Linked DNA regions of Homo sapiens: region 2 is linked to region 1. Evidence: chromatin loops called from intact Hi-C (ENCODE). Cell type or tissue: B cell. All regions are shown on one strand. Region 1 holds the start of MOXD1 (monooxygenase DBH like 1). Region 2 overlaps MOXD1 (monooxygenase DBH like 1).

The links. Peaks named below come from ENCODE experiments on the same cell type or tissue, not always from the same donor. Only the 100,000 strongest peaks of a DNase experiment are listed, where the experiment ranks them.
Region 2: it touches region 1 in a loop (2.1-fold over the local background); 4 of 110 quality-filtered maps call a loop at or near these places.

The regions. Positions count from the first base shown.
Region 1 is chr6:132,397,805-132,405,804 of GRCh38, forward strand. MOXD1 (monooxygenase DBH like 1) reads right to left here and starts at 3,671. Exons shown (of 12, transcript NM_015529.4): 1 at 3,359-3,671. The coding sequence starts at 3,622. RefSeq lists silencers at 3,375-3,424, 3,555-3,724, 3,745-3,884. In B cell, no CTCF peak of the experiment used is centred here; a DNase peak (open chromatin) is centred at 3,577; H3K4me3 peaks cover 1,699 bases; H3K27me3 peaks cover 1,487 bases.
Region 2 is chr6:132,350,364-132,358,363 of GRCh38, forward strand. The region is part of intron 4 of MOXD1 (monooxygenase DBH like 1); the gene reads right to left. Among named protein-coding and RNA genes, the nearest start is that of MOXD1, 47 kb to the right of the region's middle. RefSeq lists an enhancer at 4,008-5,207. In B cell, no CTCF peak of the experiment used is centred here; DNase peaks (open chromatin) are centred at 1,828 and 4,318; H3K4me3 peaks cover 4,114 bases; H3K27ac peaks cover 5,983 bases.

The DNA.
Region 1 (8,000 bases):
CTCACAAAACCCCCAGTTCCCTCAGTGCCATCTCCTCTCTGTTGCATTACATCCTGCCTGTTCCATTCAAGCTCTCATCACTCTTTTTTCTCATTTTTTAATTTATATAAATGTATGCGTTACAAGTGCAGATTCTTTACACACAGAGATTGCATAGTGGTGAAGTCAGGGCTTTTAGTGTATCCATAACCCAAATAACATACATTGTAACAAATAAGTAATTTCTATTCCTCCACACCTTCCCACTCCTTCACCCTTTTGAGTCTCTATTGTCTATCATTCCACACTCCACATCCTTGTGTACACATTATTTATCTCCCACTTATAAGTGAGAACATGCAGTATTTATCTTTCTGCATCTAGCTTGTTTCACTTAAGTTAATGGCCTCCAGTCACTCTTAGATTTATTTCCTGACATCTATAGACATTTGGACTTGTGACATCTATTAAGCCAATGATTCTCTACCTGATCGATAAAAATTTACACTTACATAGTTCTCAAGGAGTTAACACCCTTTTGAAAGAAGAGTTTAATATAATTAGGAAAATAAAAGTCAGAAAAATTTTTAAAAACTAAAGTTTTAGTTTAAAATTAAATTTAAAAGGATAAAATAAAATACATGCCAAAAAGCCACATGATGAGGTGACTAGGATAGCAACTTAGGTTATTATCATACACCCTGGTGTAATTGTCCAACTCTTAGTGGCTGCTGTGCATTTATTGATGCCCCGGGAGCCAATGTTTTTTGTGTCATTGTTCTATATAAATGTTGTTCTCGCCGGGAGCAAAATTACACAAAACATGAAGTCTACTAATAGAATCAAATATGCTACATTTAAGAATCCTATTTATGGCCTGGCGTGGTGGCTCACGCCTGTAATCCCAGCACTTTAGGAGGCCGAGGCAGGTGGATCACCTGAGGTCAGGAGTTTGAGACCAGCCTGGCCAGCCTGGTGAAACCCGGTCCCTACTAAAATACAAAAATCAGCCTGGCATGGTGACAGGCGCCTGTAATCCCAGCTACTCGGGAGGCTGAGGCACGAGAATCACTTGAACCTGAGAGGTGAGGTTGCAGTGAGCCGAGATTGCACCAGTGCAATCTAGCCTGGGCAATAAAGAGAGACTTTGTCAAAAAAAAAAAAAAAAAAAAGAGAATCCTATTCACTTTTTGGTATAGTTGCTGAAAATACTCTTCTCACACTAGTGTATGAAGAACCTTAAATAAATAGTTTCTAGAGAGGAGACTGAATTTCGAGCGTTGGAGAATGGAATCATTCAGCCTGAATAATAAAACTGAAATTGATACATTTATTTCATTTATATTATTTGGTGTATTTCATCTTATTAAACAGATTTTAAGTTAACTGTCTTTCCATTTAATTGAATAGCATAATTTTAATGCATTTTATATGTCCTAAAATGAGTAGAATGTTTATGGAAATGGAAGGTAAAATATGTCAGCCAAGTAAGAAAACGATCATCCTTTACATGTAAAAATGATTTTATTTCCTTAGGAATAAAAATGGACGGGAAGTCCTATTTATTGCTCATTAAATGTATTGAGAATGCAGCCAGTCATAATTTATCTCATAGTGATGTGTATTCACTAATTACTTTAAGAAAATTTCTATGTTTCAAAATCAATCTAAAGAGTACTTAACTAAGTCCTATGCAATCTCTATGAAGAACCACAAACAGGGTGAAAACACTGTAGTTTAACCAAGTTTATCTTTGTGGTGGGCCTATTATGGCATGTTGAATCAGAATTCTACTCACGGCTTTTCATTTGACATACAATTGGCTGGGCTTTCTAGAAATGCTACTCTTTGAGGGAAAATAATATGGAGTTAACATTCAAAGTATGTCCCATTTTATAATATTAGCATAGTAAGAGTTATGCTCCCTTTTGTAGAACATGCAAGGATAGTTAAGGGGCATACTATACTCCTCTCCCTAAACGGTAAAATTTCTTTTTTAAAAAACGTTAAATAGGTATTTAAATAAGGTATTGTCTACTTTATATTACAGGAGAATGAGTCATTCCCCTAGTGAGGCCTGCATTTGTGGTCAAATACTTGGTTCATAAAGTTAATGTCTGAGATGCTGCAGGAGGAGAATATTTATACATCAGTGACTTCAGCAGAATGCAATCCTCATAAAACTTTATTTTATTGGAGTTGTAAAGTTACTTATTTGGGGGAAGAAACGATTAATTTATGAAAAAATAGATAATAGAGTGGTTTTGAACTTTTTATTGTTGTCACTTTATTTCCTTCCAGAGTTAACAGCTCAGTGCCAGAATCAGCGTTCAAGTTTGATGGCATATTTCAGTCGAAAAGAACCTGGGGATAAAATTACTAAGAAGCGCACTCTAAATCCACGGAGAACACTGATTTAAATACTATCAAAGCCTTAATGCAATGCCAGAACAATTCGGAGTTTTCATCTGGATCAAGACTTTTAGCAAAGGGCAGTATGTTCGGATGAATTTTTATAATAACAAAGCGTGTACGTTCACCGCCATCCAAACGTTGGTCACGATCAAGCAAGGATGTCCAGGAAACCTAGCCACCTAATCATTCTGGTCATCTCACAATCTTCTTCTTCCTTTTTTTTTTTCTTTCTATTTAGTAAAGCACCCATGAACAGGCAAGGTGGTTACTTAGGCTCCTTCAAAGTAAATCAGCAGCGGTCAAATTAACTTTATTGGTTATTAAAGTAAGCCAAAGTTTTGTCACTTCATAGGATATTTTGCCTGGGGACCTTCGATTTTGGTCTCTAAATGTGGCTTCCTGAACAGCTCTCGGAATAGGAAAGTCCCTAAGCGATTCTTAGGGGCCCTTCATTCTTCTGGAGAATGGTGTAGCTGACATCAGCCCCGCGCCTGGAGGCTCCCAAATAGCCACGATTTGGGAAGTTCTGAGATTTCCACTCCTAGACAGCAAGTCCGCGACGTACTAAAGCGCTCTGTCCCTTCCCTCCTCTGAGAGCTGTCCCATTAGGTCCCCAAAGCCAAAGCCTAGGTCCTTCTCCCTTCCCATCAGGGATGAAGCGGGGTGTATTGCAGGTGTGTAGGCGGGGGGGCGTCTATTAAGTGGGGCGCTGGGGACAGGAAAGTGTTCAAAGAAGGAAACCTGCCTGGGGTCATCCGTGCTCGGCTTCCCTACCGCGCGCCTTCTGGGGCTCCGGGAGAGCAGGCGCTGCCCGCGGAGGCGAGAGTGAGCGTGGCCGGGGGCGCGGGGCTGCGCCAGGTGAGAGAGAGCTGCGGGCCCCGGGGACGACCCGCACCTGCGCCCTCTCTGGGGTCCGGACGGGACCGGGCTCGGCCGGGCGGGCTCCGGGAGGAGACGCGCTTACCTGGAGGTAGGGCCGCCCGTGGGCCACCCCGCCCACGACGATGTCGGCGGACGCCATGGCCCCGGTGGGCGAGAAGCCGAAGCCCACGTAGCCTGCAGTGCGCACCTGGAGGCGGAAGGCGATCTGGCTGCCCCGCTGGCTCCAGCCCAGCCAGTACTTGCCCTCCGAGTCCAGGAGGGTCCGGTGCGGATAGGTTCGGCCCGAGCCCCCCGCCGCCGTCCCGGGGAGCAGCCCCCACAGCAGGAGCAGCGGCCAGCAGCACATCCTCGGGCGCCTCCTGCCCGCCGGTACCGGCCTCCAGCCGCTGGGGAGTGAGGAGCAGAACGAGGAGCGGCAGCGGCGGCGAGCGGGAGCCCAGGGACCGCCCCTCGGGCCGGCCGCGCGCCCGCCCGGGAGGGGCAGGACCCGCTCTCCCCGCCCCGGGCCGCCTGCAGGGCGCGCCGCGTCCCGTCCGGTCCCGTCCCGTTCCGTCCCGTCGGGTCCCAGCCCCGCCAACTCTCACCCTGCCCGGCCCTTCCAGCGGATCCACTTGCAGCCCCCGACCCCTGACTTGGTCCCCGAGGTCGGGGCTCGGTGGGAAGGAAAGCGAGGGGCTTCCCGGAAAGAAAGGGAGGAGGAGGCAGGAGGAGGCAGACGCCGAGAGAGGAGAAAAGGAGGCCAGAGGCAGAGGGAAAAGGAGGAGGGCAAGAGAATCCTAGAGCGGGAAGAGCGTGGGCTCTGCGGGACGTGGGCGAGAGGTTACCAGGGAAAGAATGGACATTGACGGCAGAGAGCAAGTTTAGCCTGGAGAGGAGGAATTGAGTGAGCAAAGGGGGTAGTCTGGGGTGCGATGCACAGAAAGGCCCGTCCAGGGTAACCTTCACGTCTCCGTATCCGTTGCTGTCGACTTTCCAGAGCCTTTGTTCCCAGTGACGTCCCTATTGCAATGGAGGGACACACTTCACTTTCCCCAGCCCCCCACCTCGAGAATTTCTCTCACCCTCCCACCCTGCGGGGCCGCAGAGCTTGCTCCTCACGGCAGGAGTTGGAGCCCTGACGCTTGCCTTCACCTAGTTTTTGTTTGGTTTGGTTTGGCGTTGATGGGACAAAGTCAGCCAAACTACTTTGCCATCAGCAGAGAAGGTAAGGGGTGAATTGTCATTTGAGAGTTATATTTTAATTTAACATTCTCTTTTCTTGCTATTCCAAGTTCTGGCCATAACCATGTTTGTCAAAAGTTTGTTTTGTTTTGGTTTTGCCTCTACCTTTGACCACTCCTGTCTTTAGAATGCTAAATACAAATATGGCCACTAAAATTTACCTTGCTTATTTATTCCTTTATTTATGATCTGCCAAGTTTCCAAAAAAGTTCGAAATTTTGTCTTTATAAAAATACAAACAATGCAAAATAGAAAAACAAATAAGAGAGAATATCAGATGAGAAATATGGGTAAGAAGAGCAAGCTCCACACTAGCCACCCTACACTCCTCATTCTCTCTCCTCACCTCGTATTTCAGCCTGTTTTTCCCCCTGCCTATCTTTTCCCATAACTTTTCCAAAGTTACCGTCATGCATCTAATTTATATTCTTCTAAGGATACGGGAATATTTGATCATGTCTGGAAGGTGACCTGTAGGTGGATCTGCTTACCAAAGTGCTCAGGGACTTGCCTGGGAAGGGACTTTTCCCAAGGAGAGATTGGATCAAGGTCCGCAGGGCTGGCCAATGGCAATAGGCCAGCATCAGAGAAGAGTGATGTTGGAACCGCAAAATAAAATGAGAAATAAAAGAGCCTGCAAAGCCTTACAAGAACTGGGCATGGAGACTATGAAATATAAGTAGCTGGTGCCTCACCTCCACCAGGACCCACTGGGCAAATGTCAAGGGCAGTAACAGCCATACAGCAATGTAAGGGTGGCAACCTTAGAATTGGGTTTTTACAAGCACCATACCAGGGACGTGGCTTCAGCCATGAAGAAAGGAAGGGGGATATGGAGAGAAAGAGGAACAAAATAGGGGGAATGGAGTCCCAGAGGAGTGGCTCATGGCACCGGGTGGGACACACTCACTATCCTCTCACTATCCTGGGCAGGGATTTCAGGGAAGTTAAATTACTGCAGAGTGACTAAAGGCAAACTTTCTGTTTTGTGACCCTACTTTTATTCCTAGTGTGGAGGAACCTGGAACAAGCACATTGCTACATCTGCTTCCTGGGGTTCGTTATATAAACCCCAAATTCACATCTATTAGGACATTTTGTCTCCTTAATGAAACAAAAAGAGGTCATGCCTTCCAGAATTCTTCCCCCATTAACTGTTTTAGCTTTACCTTCCATCACTCCCATCTCACTCACCCATCGGCCTGTAGACCACATGAAAAATCCCTCTGGAATCCTCAATGGAGAGCCGTGCTATTTTGCATCACTGTGCCTATTCGCAGGGTTTGTCACTTCTGCCTTCCTTCCTTTGAAGTATTTTCTTGTCCTCCTTCTCACACTTCACTGTAAGATAGCATCCTATCTGTGGATACTATCCACGGTAGTCCCCATGGAATGTTCTGCCAGACCCCATATGGCACCCCTGACACTTCAGTGTACTTTCTGTCTACAGGCTTGTTTTCCTCCAGTAGCCTCTTTAGGTCAGGAACCATGTCTGGTTTCTCATTGCCTAGAATGTGGACATCTTGCAATAGGTGCTTAATGAATACTTGTAGGACGAGTGAACAGATGCATGCCCAGATGCTCCTGTAAGCATCCTCGTAACAAAGTTGTTCTGTGGGGGAAACCTTGGCCCCAGATGTAATTGAGTGTTCTGCATTGGTATTGAGGCAAACATAGAAAAGACCACACATGAATACACAAAGGAGAAAGTTTTCAATTGTTTTCATTTATTATTTCATTGAGTGTAAAGTTATTGTCTTTTGTTGTGACTGGCATTGCATCCGAAACGCCTTGAACATTCAAGAAACATTAAAACTAATATAACCATTTTGAGATCAGGTCAACAAACAGAACATTAGCATAATTCATACTCAAGAGATCCACTCTGCTTTGGCTTGAATCACCCAGTAATTTGAGACAGAATAGAAAATGTTATCTATGTGTGCTTTGTACGCTGCTTGAGTTTTCTGGATCAAAAGCAACTCTACACTTCAGTTGCATAGAGGACTCAATTTTCTGATGTTGGAAATCAATTACTGCATTGCTGCTTGTCTTAAATTTGTAACGAAGGCAGGAAGAAAGCATAGGTCTGTTGAAAACTTAGGGAATGTAGCAGAGAGGAGAATGAAATTAGTGGTAAAGGGTTTCAAAATTAGTTTTTAAAACTACTGTTTTTGTTAAAACTGAAACTTGCTGGTTATTTAAAGAAAAAGGTCAGGAAATGCAGAAAAGTGTGAATAACAAAGTAAACTTAAAAAATCACCTGAAATTCCACCATCCAAAAATAACCCTTGTATGCATTCCAGGAACATCATTCCAGAGCCCAGTTCCATTAAAAGGTTGGAGGAGCAGTCTGTTGGGCAAGCATTTGCAGAGAAACAGGTGAATTAGCTTTGTAAGACTCTGCTTGAAATAAACAGAGCGACTTTAAACATATTAGTTACAAGCACATTGTTTAGGCTTCTTCTCTCCACATATATCCTTTGGATACATGAGTAGACAAAAGAAATCAAATAGACAAAACTAGCGATTCAGTGAGGTCTTACTTAAGTTCAGAACATTCAACCAAATTAGTCATTCCTAAAATGAATCATTTTCTCACACTTTTCAATCAAGGATTTGAAATGTTATATTTATTTTAACTCCTCACTTTGATACATAGCTTGCAATCTGCCAGTGTGACTGCCCCCATGCTGAGTTTCCTTACCTCCAAACCCTCTGTTGCTAAGGTTTGTTTGTATTTCTACATTAGTCGACTGCAAGGGGTTGGGGGAAGGATTGAGGAAAAAAGAAAACCCAAGGGACGATTATAAGCCAATGCAGTCTCCCTATATGAGCTAGGATGGGCTAAAGTATTTCTTCTTGAGAGTATCATAATTTTCCTGCTTACTTGTACCTAAGGTTCAACAATAATGCTAAATATTTATAAAGTTCCTGTCTTCTAGGGAGCTCAGAGAAAAATATTTATGTAAGTGATCTCAGCAGTTCTCCAAAATAGGGAAGCTGAAGCATTTTCTCACATTAGTCTATAAACTAAGTCACTTGTGTGGATAGGTGACTGGTTCAAGTTCATACTATGAGTCAGTGGCAGAAAAGCCAAAAATAGAACTACGGTGTTTTGAGGGTTTTTTTTAACTACATACTTTCTCCAGCTCTCACCTCACCTCCAATAAAAAAAAAAATTAAAGCTATTAGGTAATGATCATGAAACATTCTTTCAGCAGGGCTGATATTTTTTACATGAGCAAGATGCTATGATCTACTGTTAGCTCAATGTTATATATTCATTTTAATAACAGATGATATTGATGATAGTCATGTGGATGGAGAAGGTGAGGATATAGTGCATTTACTCCTATTATCAGGAAATTTGAGACTTGCTTAACTGAATTCTTGAGGTTTCTTTGAAATTGAGTGCCAGTTGGCACAGAAAATCACTCTTAGGTTCTTATGAAAATCATAGCAAGCAAACCACTTTCTCTGTGCAAATCCTAAACTTTAGT
Region 2 (8,000 bases), 47 kb before region 1:
CCATTTGTTGAAAAGGGTGTCATTTACCCACTTTATGTCTTTGTTTGCTTTGTCGAAGAACAGTTGGCTGTAAGTATTTGGGTTTATTTCTGTGTTCTCTATTCTGTTCCATTGGTCTATGTGCCTATTTTTATACCAGTACCATGCTGTTTTGGTGACTATGGTCTTATAGTTTGAAATCAAGTGGTGTGATGCCTCCAGATTTGTTCTTTTTGCTTAGTCTTGCTTTGGCTATGCAGGCTCTTTTTTGGTTCCATATGAATTTTAGAATTGTTTTTTCTAATTCTGTGAAGAAAGAATGATGGTGGTATTTTGACGGGGACTGAATTGAATTTGTAGATTGCTTTTGACAGTACAGTCATTTTCACAATATTGATTCTACCCATCCATAAGCATGGGATGTGTTTCCATTTGTTTGTGTCATCTGTGATTTCTTTCAGCAGTGTTTTGTAGCTTTCCTTGTAGAGGTCCTTGGCCTCTTTGGTTAGGTATATTTCTAAGTTTTTTGTTTTTGTTTTTGTTTGTTTGTTTGTTTGCAGCTATTGTAAAAGGGGTTGAATTCTTGATTTGATTCTCTGCTTGGTCACTGTTGAAGTATAGAAGAGCTACTGATTTCTATACCTTAATATTGTATCCAGAAACTTTGCCAAATTCTTCTATCAGTTCTAGGAGCTTTCTGGAGTCGTCTTTGGGGTTTTCAAGGTAAATGATATCAACAGCAAACAGGGACAGTTTGACTTTCTCTTTACTGATTTGGATGCCCTTTATTTCTTTCTCTTGTCTGATTGCTCTGGCTAGGACTTCCAGTACTATGCTGAAGAGGGGTGGTGAGATTGGGCATCCTTGTCTTGTTCCAGTTCTCAGAGGGAATGCTTGCAACTTTTCCTCATTCATTATTATGCTGGTTGTGGGTTTGTCGTAGATGGCTTTTATTATATTGAGGTATGTTCCTTGTATGCCGACTTTGCTAAGAGTTTTAATCGTAAAGGGATGCCAGATTTTGTTGGATGCTTTTTCTGCATCTATTGAGATGATCAGGTGATTTTTGTTTTTAATTCTGTTTATGTGCTGTATCACATTTACTGACTTGCCTATGCTTAACCATTCCTGCATCCCTGGTATGAAACCCACTTGATCATGGTAGATTATCTTTTTGATATGTTGTTGGATTTGGCTAGCTAGCATTTTATTAGGGATTTTAGCATCTAAGTTCATTGGTTATATCGGTCAGTAGTTTTCTCTTTTGGTTATGCCCTTTCCTGGTTTGGGTATTAGGGTGATGCTGGTTTCATAGAATGAATTAGGGAGGGTTCTCCCTTTCTCTATCTTGTGGAATAATGTCAAAAAGATTGGTACCAATTCTTCTTTGAATGCCTGCTGTGAATCCGTCTGGCCCCGGACTTTTTTATTGTTGGTAATTTTTTAATTATCCTTTCAATCTCACTGCTTGCTATTGGTCTGTTCAAGGTATCTAATTTTTCCTGATTTAAGCTAGGAGAGTTGTATTTTTCCAGAAATTTATCCATCTCTTCTAGGTTTTCTAGTTTATGTGTATAAAGGTGTTCAAAGTAGCCTTGAATGATCTTTTGTGTTTCAGTTATCAGTTGCAATATCTCCCATTTTGTTTCTTAATGAGGTTATTTGGATTTTCTCTCTTCTAGGTTAATCTTGTTAATGGTCTATCAACTTTATTTATCTTTTCAAAGAATCAGCTTTTTGTTTCATTAATGTTTTGTATTGTTTTTTGTTTGTTTGTTTCCATTTCTTTTAGTTCAGGTCTGATCCGGGTTATTTCCTTTCTTCTGCTGGGTTTCGGTTTAGTTTGTTCTTGTTTCTCTAGTTCCTTGAAGTGTGACCTTAGAATGTCAGTTTGTGCTCTTTCAGTCCTTTTGATGTAGGCATTTAGGGCCGTGAACTTTCCTCTTAACACCACCTTTGCTGTATCCCACAGATTTTGATAGGTTGTGTCATTATTGTCATTCAGTTCAAAGAATTTTTAAATTTCTATCTTGATTTCATTTTTGACCCAATGCTCACTCAGGAGCAGGTTATTTAATTTCCATGTATTTGCATAGTTTTGAAGGTTCTGTTTAGAGTTGATTTCTAGTTTTATTCCACTGTGGTCTGAGAAAGTGCTTGATATAATTTCAATTTTCTTAAATTTATTGAGGCTTGTTTTATGGCCTATCACGTGTCCTGTCTTGGAGAAGGTTCCATGCACTGTTGAAAAGAATGTGCATTCTGCAGTTGTTGGATGAAATGTTCTGTATATATCTGTTAAGTCCATTTGTTCCATGGTATAGTTTTAATCCATTGTTTCTTTGTTGACTTTGTCTTGATGACCTGTCTAGTGCTGTCAGTGGAGTATTGAAGTCCCTCATTATTATTGTGTTGCTGTCTATCTCAATTCTTAGTTCTATTAGTAACTGTTTTACAATTTTGAGAGCTCCAATGTTACGTGCATGTATGTTTAGGATTGTGATATTTTCCTGCTGGACAAGGCCTTTTAACATTATTTAATATCCCTCTTTTTCTCTTTTAACTGCTGTTGCTTGTTGCTTTAAAGTCTGTTTTGTCTGATGTAAGAATAGCTACCCCTGCTTGCTTTTGACGTCCATTTGCATGAAATGCCTTTCTCCACCCCTTTACTTTAAGTTTATGTGAGTCCTTACGTGTTAGGTGAGTCTCCTGAAGGCAGCAGATAGTTGATTGGTAAGTTCTTATCCATTCTGCAGTTCTATATCTTTTAAGTGGAGCACTTAGGCGATTTACATTCAATGTAGTATTGAGATGTAAGGTATCATTGCATTCATTGTGCTATTTGTTGCCTGTGTACCTTGGATTTTTTGTTTTTTGTTTTTGCTTTTTAAATTGTATTTTTGTTTTATAGGTCCTATGTGATTTATGCTTTCAAGAGGTTCTGTTTTGATGTGTTTCTGGATTTGTTTCAAGATTTAGAGCTCCTTATAGCAGCTCTTGTGGTGCTTCCTTAATAGTGGCGAATTCTCTCAGCATTTGTTTGTCTAAAAAAGACTATATCTTTCCTTCATATATGATGCTCAGTTTCACTGGATACAAAATTCTTGGCTGATAATTGTTTTGTTTGAGGATTCTGAAGATAAAGCCTCAATTCCTTCTCGCTTGTAGGGTTTCTGCTGAGAAATCTGCTGTTAATCTCATAGGTTTTCCTTTATAAGTTAACTGGTGCTTTTGTCTCGTAGGTCTTACACTTCTTTCCTTCATCTTAACTTCATCATAACCTGATGATGATGTGCCTAGGTGATTATCTTTCTGTGATGAATTTCCCAGATCTTCTTTGTGCTTCTTGTATTTGGATGTCGAGGTCTCTAGCTAGGCCAAGGAAATTTTCCTTGATTATCTCCCCAAATATGTTTCCAAACTTTTAGATTCCTTTTCTTCCTCAGGAATACCTCTTCCTTATTCTTAGGTTTGGTCATTTACCATAATTCCAGACTTCTTGGAGGCCTTGTTTATATTTTCTTATTTTTTCTTTGTCTTTGTTGGATTGGGTTAATTTGAAGACCTTGTCTTTGAGCTCCGAATTTCTTTCTTCTACTTGTTCAATTCTATTGCTGAGACTTTCCAGAACATTTTGCATTTCTATAAGAGTGTCCAAGGTTTCCTGAAGTTTTGATTGTTTGTTCTTTAACAATCTATTTCCTTAAATATTTCTTCCTTCACTTCTTGTATTGTTTTTTGGATTTTCTTGCCTTTCGCTGGTGTCTCCCTGATTAGCTTAATAAGTAACCTCCTGAATTCTTCTTCAGGTTAATCAGGGATTTCTTCTTGGTTTGGATCGATTGCTGGTGAGCTAGTGTGATTTTTTGGGGGTGTTAAAGAGCCTTGTTTTGTCATATCACCAGAGTTGGTTTTCTGGTTCCTTCTCATTTGGGTAGGCTCTGTCAGAGGAAAAGTCTACGGGTGAAGGCTACTGTTCAGATTATTTTGTCCCAGGGGATGTTCCCTTAATATAGTACTCTCCCCTTTTTTCTATGGATGTGGCTTCCTGTGAGATAAGCTGCAGTGATTGTTATATCTCTTCTGGGTGTAGCCACCCAGCAAGTCTACCAGGCTCCAGGCTGGTACTGGGGTTTGTCTGCACAGAGCCCTGTGATGTGAACTGTCTATGGGCCTCTCAGCCATTGATACCAGCACCTGTTCCAGTGGAGGTGGCAGGGAGATGAAATGGGCTCTGTGAGGGTTCTTACCTTTGGTGATTTAAAGTTCTATTTTTGTGCTGGTTGGCGTCCTGCCAGGAGGTGGCACTTTCCAGAGAGCATCAGCTGTGGTGGTACGAAGAGGAAGTGGTGGTGGGCGGGGCCCTAGAACTCCCAAGAGTATATAGCGTTTGTCTTCAGCTACCAGGGTGGGTAGGGAAGGCCCATCAGGTGGGGGCAGGGCTAGGTGTGTCTGAGCTCAGACTCTCCTTGGAAGGGTCTTGCTGCAGCTGCTGTGGGGAATGGGGGTGAGGTTCCCAGGTCAATGGAGTCATCTACCTAGGAGGATCATGGCTGCTTCTGCTGAGTCATGCAGGTTGCCAGGGAAGTAGGGGAAAACCAACAGTCACAGGCCTCACTCAGCTCCCACACAATCTGAAGGGCTGGTCTCCCTCCCATCATGCCCCTCCCCCAACATCCTGTTTCCAGGCAGTAGATGAGCACGGCTTGAGAACTTGCCCCAGACTAGCCACTTCCCAGGTGCAGAAGAAAAAGGATTTGGTTCTTCCCTCACCCGTGGAGTCTGCACACCAGATTCGTGCCCTTCCCCAGGTTCTGGCCAGGAGGCTTCTTGCTGGATTCAAATTGTTACAAAGTTCAGCTGGGGACTTCCTTCTCCCTGTGGCATTTTACCCTGTGCCTCTGGTCACCCTCCCAAAAGATCCCTGTGGTACCAAGCAGGGATGGCATGCTTAGGGACCCAGTGAGCTCCCAGGTCCTTTCCCACTGCTTCCTCTATCCCTGTATTTTGCTCAGCTCTCTAAATTGACTCAACTCCAGGTAAGGTCAGAAAGTTCTCCCACAAACTAGACCTTCAGGGGTTGGAGTCTATCACCATTCTCCGGTATGTAGGCTGGGCCTGCTTCTTATGGCAGGAGCAATGGCGTGCTAATCCCAAACCAAGCCTCAAGTGGCCTTACAGTTTCTACTCTCTCTTTTGGAACTGTGCCATCACCATTTGAACAAGCCCAGTCTAGACTTCTAGAGAACAAGATACTATAAAGGAGAGCCCACTTGTTCAGCTGAGGCCTCCTAGACCTGCTTACAACCAGCTGACTCCCAACAAGAAGAGAGAGCCCAGGCACTATTAGAAAGCTGCATACCCAACCCAAGCTGGTTACATACCTGTTTGTAGCCCAGCTACAAACAGAAGAACCACCAAGCTGACTTGTAAACTATAACATGTGCTTCTTCATTTAAAGCTTATTTAAAGTTGTTGAACTTTGGGTTGGTTTGGTTCACAGAAATAGCTAACCAATAAAAATGAATAAAAAATTCTGGTATGTTCAGAAAATGAAATTCAAAGATGAAAATGAACACATTATTTTCTACAAACAACATGGCCAACTTGCACATCCCGTTCGGCAAAAAAAGCCAGACACAGAAGAGCACTAGCGTTTCTGTCTACCTACAAAAAATTCACAACAGGCAAAATTAGTAAAGAGTGATTTAAGTCAGCAAACTGGTGACCTCTGGGGACAGACAGTACCTGGGAGGGGACGCAAAGGACGCTTCTGAGTTGATACTCTATTCTTGATCTTGATTCTGGTTTCATGAGTCAGTTCACCTTATGAAAATTCAATGAGTTTTATACTGTTTGTGCACTTTTATCTAGGCAATTCAATAAAAGAATGTTTTAAAAAGAAATCGGTAAAGGGTTGAACAGCAAACTGACAGAAGAGAGCATAAAAAGAGCATAAGCCTCACTAGTAGTCTAAGGAAAGCAAGCCAAAGCAATCAGAAATATTAGTTTTCATCCATTAACAGGCAATAAATTTAAAAGACTAAAATATCCAGTGCTCAAGAAGGGATGAGAAAATATTCACATACAGCTAGTGTGTGAATTTTATAAAGTAATCTGACAAATATATTAAAGTTTGAAATACATGTAATCTTGATTCAATCCATTTAGCAATCTAGCGTATAGGAATGAAACCACCAATACATAACGATATACTTACAAGAACATTTACTGAAGCAATGTTTATGGTAGCAAAAAGCTTACAACATCTTGAATGTGCATCAAAAGTGTATGGCTGCAAAAATTATGGTTTATACATAATAGGAGATTAAATTATGTAAACATTAAAAATAATGTGTTATAATATTTTGTCCAGTAATGATGAGGGCATTAATTTGAAAAGCAAAATTCAAAGTAATAGATATAGAGTGATCCTAATTTGTTTACAAATAAAAGAGATTAACCCAAAAAAATCCTATATAAATGTTGTAAATGTTTTCTTCAGCATAAAGTTTTAGAAAAATACAAATAAATCTGTTAGCATTAGTCACCTCAGGAAAGTAGAATTTGGAGAAAGAGGGCACTACTACTTTTTATTTTATATATTTTTTACTTTTTTACTTATTATGAGAAGTATATATTACACTGGAAATGAAACAAATACACGTTAGAAAATATTCTCATATTAGAAAATAAAGTGTTCTCTAGAGAAAAAAACTCCTTAATCTTTCAAATGATGAGAGATAAAAACTCAACAGTTGTGACCTCTTTGCAAGATTGTTAAAAGCCAGTCCAGAAGCACATCATATCACATATGAATTTTATCTGATTATTAATTCAAGCTGAAGAAGAAATAAATTATCCCATAAAATATCTCTTAGCACTTGGAGTAAATATAGTTTGAAAAAAATGTGACTGAACTAACAATCTTTTGGAAAATTCTATTTGCTATATGAGTGGAAAATATTACTCAGAGTACTGACATTTCCTGTTTACCACTGAAAAAAGAACTTAGTTCTCTAACCTTGTAAATGTAATTCAACTGTGAATCTTACAAACACTTACAATAAGAGTTTGCCTTACTAAACAAATCAGGTTCATCTGGCAGTCCAGTTCTTAAAGGAACTAAACTTTATCTTAAAAGGAAGTATAGAAATAAAAAGGAAAGATAGTAAAAGTAATGAATTCCAAGTTATAAAGGAACTAATATACCATATAAAAATCTAGTTAAATATAAATATTTCAATTTTTCCCTCTTTTAAATGTCTCAGAAAAGTCAATGAAATCAAAGTGAGTGTCCAGCTGTTCTAAATTACTGGATAATAATATCCAAGTAATTTAGAGCTTTTTGAAAAGCTTTAAAAATTATTTAATTATAGATAGTTAAGAGATGATAAAATGGAGATATAAATCTTAGGTGTATTTTTTGCTTTGAAATTGTTTTATATTTCATATTTTGAAGGAGAGATAGAGATAAGTAATAAAAATTTATGACCTAAATTTCAATCTCAATTTCAATTAATTAACTGGATGAGAAAGGCAGTTTTTTCCTCTGGACTTCATTTTCTGCAACCATGAAATAAAATGTTGACAAAAGCAAACAGAAGGTTTAGACTGTTAGAGGAAAGAAGGATTACTATAAAATGACAATATTTCACATCTATTGTGCCTCAGGTGTTCCATAAACATTTTCCAAATAACTTTACAGTAGTATTGTGATAGGTCATATCTCCATTTTGCCAATGGGAAAACGGATTCAGAAAAGTTCTGTAAATTACTCAAGGTCATATAAGTGGTAAATGGTAGAGCCCGGATTTGAAATCAGGTCTATGTGACCAGAAAGACAGGAAGGGCCCTTCAAGCTTAGGTTCATATAGGTTAAATAAAGTGTTAAAGCTCCCCCTACTAGACTAAATAAATGGTGTTCATAATACACGTACTAATAACACCTATGTGTGTAGCACATTTGCACTGAAAAGAGTTCAACACAGTAATTCAGATCTCAGGCATTAGAATTAAAC